2 separate regions of the Homo sapiens genome follow, and region 1 is linked to region 2. Evidence: chromatin loops called from intact Hi-C (ENCODE). Cell type or tissue: ovary. All regions are shown on one strand. Each heading gives the region's core, and the rest is flanking DNA. Links, peaks and the distances in the headings are about the cores only. Region 1 overlaps TBC1D1 (TBC1 domain family member 1). Region 2 overlaps TBC1D1 (TBC1 domain family member 1).

What was found. Hi-C counts contacts between places; a loop is a spot of excess contacts. Peaks named below come from ENCODE experiments on the same cell type or tissue, not always from the same donor. Only the 100,000 strongest peaks of a DNase experiment are listed, where the experiment ranks them.
Region 1: a loop joins it to region 2, with 3 times the contacts of the local background. A loop is called at or near these places in 3 of 110 quality-filtered maps.

What each region holds. Positions count from the first base shown.
Region 1 is chr4:37,907,074-37,909,988 of GRCh38, reverse strand. All of the region lies in intron 2 of TBC1D1 (TBC1 domain family member 1), which reads right to left. Among named protein-coding and RNA genes, the nearest start is that of TBC1D1, 17 kb to the right of the region's middle. In ovary, for the core only: no CTCF peak of the experiment used is centred there; DNase peaks (open chromatin) are centred at 1,168 and 1,526; H3K4me3 peaks cover 869 bases; H3K27ac peaks cover 1,477 bases.
Region 2 is chr4:37,991,366-37,994,280 of GRCh38, reverse strand. The region is part of intron 2 of TBC1D1 (TBC1 domain family member 1); the gene reads right to left. Among named protein-coding and RNA genes, the nearest start is that of PTTG2, 32 kb to the right of the region's middle. RefSeq lists an enhancer at 1,091-1,260. In ovary, for the core only: no CTCF peak of the experiment used is centred there; no DNase peak of the experiment used is centred there; H3K27ac peaks cover 675 bases.

The sequences.
Region 1 (2,915 bases), core at 132-2,631, 84 kb after region 2:
ATACTTCGGAGTTCATGCAGTCCCGGACATTCTTTTTATAGACGAAAAAATTCCTGCCAGCCCTTGCACCCAGCAACCAACTTCTGTCTAGTGTGACAGACAGTCAAGTGCTGATTAGCTGACATGGATACACTGCACTGAGTCATAGCTGCTGCATGGGACCCCAAATGAAAATTTACATAATAAATCAGGCTGGGATTAAAGGTGCCCAGTGGAAATTTAATATAGGTAAGAAGTCCTCCAAAACATACCTAACAAGACCCCCTCAGAATCATTACCTGTGTAGCAAAAGAGACAAATGTTTGAAGTTTAGAAATTATGACCAAATGTAGAAGGGGGAAGAGGTGAGAATATTTGAAAAATAATACTATGTTCTTCAAAATAATCACCCTCAGAAACAAAATGCTCTAGCTCTGTGTTGTAATCTTCGATCTTCACTCTAGCGAAGAAAGAAAGTAATGAGCCGGCAAATATAACAGCCAAGCAAGAGATGCAATTGAAGCCAGACTCTATTGAAAATCCTGAAGTAATGGTGCATATATTAAGTGGCCAACTTAAAATTCCAAGCAGACGGTGAATTATTAAAACAAATTAGTAATGGGTAAAATACAAAATGATACAAAGCGACACTCAAAAATAAGGTTTCAAAAATTTTTTACATTTAAGTAATAAAACTCAGCCAAGGCAACAATGGCTTTTGATACGGGGGATGGACTCCTGCTAATCACAAGAAAACAGCTTCAGACTGCCTTCTTGTTTAATATGCGAGGTAACATGCAGCCCAGAGAGGCTGGGTGAGGAGGCACAAGGTCCTATGCCGTTACTGGGAAAGGCGATGTGCTTACAGGGCCTCATGCAAGAATACACTGGTTCCTTACAGGAAATTTCAAAAGGAAACATTTATTGGTTTAAAATCAAATCTACAAAGAGTCAAGTAGTCTTAAAATTAGTGGTAAGGGAGCCCACACGGTTCAGTCTCAGATATGTGTCACCTTCAAGAAATGCAGCTTCATTGCCAAGAATCATAGAAAAGAAAACCCGTTTTGTCAAAGGACATTAAAAGGAATCCAAATACATCTTCTCCAGCGACGTTTAATAAAGTCGATTTCTACATGTCTGTTTCCCACGCAGCTGCTCTGTTTCACTCTCCCCCGCTCCACCCAGGCCCCATGCTCCTGTATCGCACTGTTCCCCCTCAAACTTAGCCTTTCTCCCAGCAAGAAATAAGACTTCCTTTTTGGGAGAGGGAGGAACCAGGCTAGCAATTACCAGATTCTTTTAGCAGGGTGGAAAAGGGGAAGGCTGCGAGCATTTTCACATTAATGACATCTGTCCCGTCACAGTTGTTAAACACCCACGCCGCGTTCAGAGTGGACACCAAATCCAGAGGATCACAATCTTATTAGAGTCGAGAACAGTGCTTGAAGAGCCATGACATATTTCGAGTGCGATAAGAAATGCCAGTTAAAAAACATTTGGCGTGGCCAGGCACAAGTGTCTCATGTCTGTAATCCCAACATTTTGGGAGGTGGAAGCGGGCGGATCACTTGAGGCCAGGAGTTCGGGACAAGCCTGGCCAACATAGTGAAAACCCATCTCCACTAAAAATACAAAAATTAGCTGGGAGTGGTGGCGGGCGCCTGTAATCCCAGCTACTCAGGAGTCTGAAACAGGAGAATCTCTTGAACCCGGTAGGCAGAGGTTGCAGTGAGCCAAGATTGCACGACTGCATTCCAGCCTGGGCGACAGAGAGACCCCCCAAAAAAGGCGCTTACACCAAAAATACTTCCATGTACACTGTCTCTGACTTACCCTGGGCCCGGCACACACTCTGCCCACTGCCCTCGACCACACACCAGCCTGCACTTCTCCACCTATTACCATCTCAAGAACCCCCGCCATTTCCCACTCAAAATCCCCTCTTTCCTTTGACTGATGTAAAACAGCACCATGTAATGTCAGAAGCCCCAGCCTAACACTTCTGCTACCTGCTCCTCAGTGCTGGAAAGTCCCTTTAAAGGAAGCAGAGCTTTTTCCTCCGTGGATAAAGAAAAGAATGAAAATGCAATTACTTTTATGAATGATCTAAAATGACAATCAGTATGAGGGGCAGATTGGATTTTCTTCTGAGTAGAGATTTTGTAGAAGAGACAAGGCTGAAGAACTGGAGAGAAGAAGAACCCTGAGATGATTTTCTTAGACTTGAGAATGTTTCTAGGTCTGAGTCTGGGCAGACTCTTGATTTCTTTGGGATGTGATGAGGTAAAGATCTAGTCAGGGTCACTCATGCAACCATCAGTTTCCAGAGTGGATATGTCCATTTACTTACCATGTTTACTTACCATGGACTCAAAGGCAACACTACATTTTAACCCAGGACCTTATGCCACTGTGTTCACACATTCTGAGGGACGTTCATGGGTGTTAGGAGAAAATGTAACCTATGGTGCATGTATGGTGCATGCCTGTAATCCCAGCTACTTGGGAGGCTGAGGCAGGAGAATCGCTTGAACCCGAGAGGCGGAGGTTACAGTGAGTCAAGATTTCACCATTGCACACCAGCCTGGGCAACAGATGAAACTCCGTCTCAAAGAAAAAAAAACTGCTAGATAGATCAATGGATTTTAACATAATAAAGTGCAAAAAATACTTTGATATAGTTTCAGATTTCATATTACAGCTAACCTTCTAAAAACTACCACTTGTCGAGTTGTAGCATTAAATAAAAAGATCCACAATTTTCTAAAAAGGCTATGGATATAGTGCTCCATTTTCCTACTATGTAGCAGTGTGAGGCCAAATTTTCTTCATATATTCAATTAAACAATCCATCACAACAGAATGAATAGAGAATCAGCTATGAGAATCCAGTTATCTTCTATTAATTCAGACATTAAGGAGATTTGAAAAAATGT
Region 2 (2,915 bases), core at 279-2,778:
AAGATTTCCACTTTGAATATATTATAAAAACCTTTCTTTCAACTAGAGCTCATTCAAATGGTACAGACTTCTTGAGGAGTCAGGCATCCCTTAAAAAGTTTCGAGCACCACAGTCTAGGGCTTTAGGGCTTTATTTAATAAAGACAGGCGATGAGAGCCTGCCTCCACCTTCCAGGACCTCCTGAGCAGGTTCCCTCCAGGCAGGATTTGAAATCGGTTTTTACTCCCCCTTCAGGCCTCTCAACTTCTGGGAAGTGCTGACTTCATTTTCACGAGATCAGATATTTTACAATCAGGGAATTTCTGGAGAACCAACACCAAAACCAAGGCTGACAGGAGATAAAGACTGGCTTCGCCAGCCAAGAGCTGATGCTGGGAATGTGCTCAAAGCTTTGTTGTGGCCGGGCGCGGTGGCTCACGCCCTTAATGCCAGCACTTTGGGAGGTCAAGGTGGGTGGATCACTTGAGGTCCGGAGTTCGAGACCAGCCTGGCCAACATGGTGAAACCCCGTCTCTACTAAAAATACAAAAATTAGCTGGGTACGGTGGCGGGCGCCTGTAATCCCAGCTACTTGGGAGGCTGAGGCAGGAGAATTGCTTGAACCCGGGAGGCGGAGGTTGCAGTGAGTTGAGATTGCGCCACTGCATTCCAGCCTGGGCAACAGAGCGAGACTGCATCTCAAAAATAAATAAATAAATAAAGCTTTGTTGTTTGCCCCATGCCAAGGGAGTGCTACTGTATGTTGAGGGGCTTCAGTGACTTGCTGGAACTGAACTTTGATCCACTCACCACAATGCAGGAACAAGAACTCCATCTACCAAGTGGGAATTGTAGTCTCTGAATCCTAATGACATTTTCAAAAGCAAGGCTTCATCTTGATTTAGTTACAAGAGGAAAAAAATAAAGATCAGCCTTAAGGGGAGGCGCAGGGTAATGAAATCTTACTAATGTAATTCTCTCCTTTAGAATGTATTTAGTAAAATCTTTCATTTCACAGACATCTTAAAAAAGATTCTTCATAGTGTTCTGATTCTCTCTCTCTGTCTCTCCCTCTCTCTCAGGATGGCATCTACTCCCCAAAAACTAAGAAAGATGGTTTCTTTCTCTACATTTCCAGCTCTGAATTCTTTCCTAAACTTCGCTAACATTTCCAATCACCTATTTAAAGAATCACCAGGCCGGGCGCGGTGGCTCACGCCTGTAATCCCAACATTTTGGGAGGCTGAGGCAGGCGGATCACCTGAGGTCAGGAGTTCGAGACCGTCCTGGCTAACATGGTGAAACCCCATCTCTACTAAAAATACAAAATTAGCTGGGCATGATGACACACGCCTGTAATCCTGGCTACTCGGGAGGCCAAGGCAGGAGAATCACTTGAACCCAGGAGGCGGAGGTTGCAGTGAGCTGAGATCGCGCCACTGCACTCCAGCCTAGGGGACAGAGTGAGACTCTGTCTCCAAAAAAAGAAAAAAAAAAAAAAAAGAATCGGCCAGGCATGGTGGCTCACACCTGTAATCCCAGCACTTTGGGAGGCCGAGGCGGGCAGATCACGAGGTCAGGAGATCAAGACCATCTGGCTAACACGGTGAAACCCCATCTCTACTAAAAATACAAAAAACTAGCCGGGCGTGGTGACAGGCACCTGTAGTCCCAGCTACTCGGGAGGCTGAGGCAGGAGAATGGCGTGAACCCGGGAGGCGGAGCTTGCAGTGAGCCAAGATCGCGCCACTGCACTCCAGCCTGGGTGATAGAGCGAGACTCCGTCTCAAAAAAAAAAAAAAAAAAACACCAGACTTCTAGTCCTTGACCTTAAAATATCCACATCAAGCTCATTCTCTTTTCCTTAAAATAGGCCTTTCTTCCTACTTCCTTGTTTCCCAAATGCCTTCTAGGTAACTGGGCTCAAAACCTGGTAAGTGGCTTCTGCTCTTCTTTCTCCTTACTCCTTCTTTCCCTCAGCTCTTTGGGTGTATATTCTCTCACCACGAGCCCAAAACCTCAAGCGCTGGTCCGGGCCTACACTTGCTTCAGCCAGACCCCAGCAAGACCTCTCCTCTGCCGCCTCTGGCATCTCCCTACATCCATCCTGCTATCCAGCACAGCCTGATCTTCTGGAAACACAGGTCTGATGGGGTCAGCCTCCTGCTCACAAACCTTCTAGGGCTCCTCTGCAATCCCTACCAGAACAAACACAGTCCTGCTAACCCTCAGGGTCTCCCACCAATGGGGCTCCACTCAACTCTTCCTGCCTTATTTCACCTGGCTTCTTTCTCTGTAAGTTCCGTTTGTACCAAACATGTTTCGAACACACCTCCTAAGCCTCTGTTCATTTGGGTTTCCACCTCCATACCTTTGCTCATGCAGTTTCTTCCACCTGGAATATTCTTTGTCACCCCCTGGATGGGACCTTTGAATCACTCACTCACCTTATTCACTTTCGGGATGAAATGCAGCCACAGGAGGCTGGAATGGCTGGCATCTGGTCACAGAGCCAGGCTAGACACAACTAGACCTCCCCAGTAAGGACTGGTTTTTTAGGCAACACTGGGTCCCTATGATTTGCTTTTATTTGGGATAAAATCGTCCAGTGTAAAATTTCCTTATTAGGCTAAAACCTCTAAGCCCACTAAATTTAAAAAAAAAAAAGAGAGAGAAGAGCTGCCAGTGCCCACATTTCCAGGGACTTGCAGGAATTCTCTGAAACTCACAAGCCTTACCAGGTCTGCATGCTCGTGTTCAGCAGCAGGTGCTAAGTGACTGTAAAGGGCTGTGGTGCCCACCCTGGGGTCTTCATGCAGGGCTTGAGGGTAGAGTCACCCTCTGCCCCATAGTGACAGGCCAGCTGGGCTCCACTGCCTCCATCTACTCAGTCAGGATTAGCACAAAAACTTGTTAGAGAGGTTTAAAGAGCCCC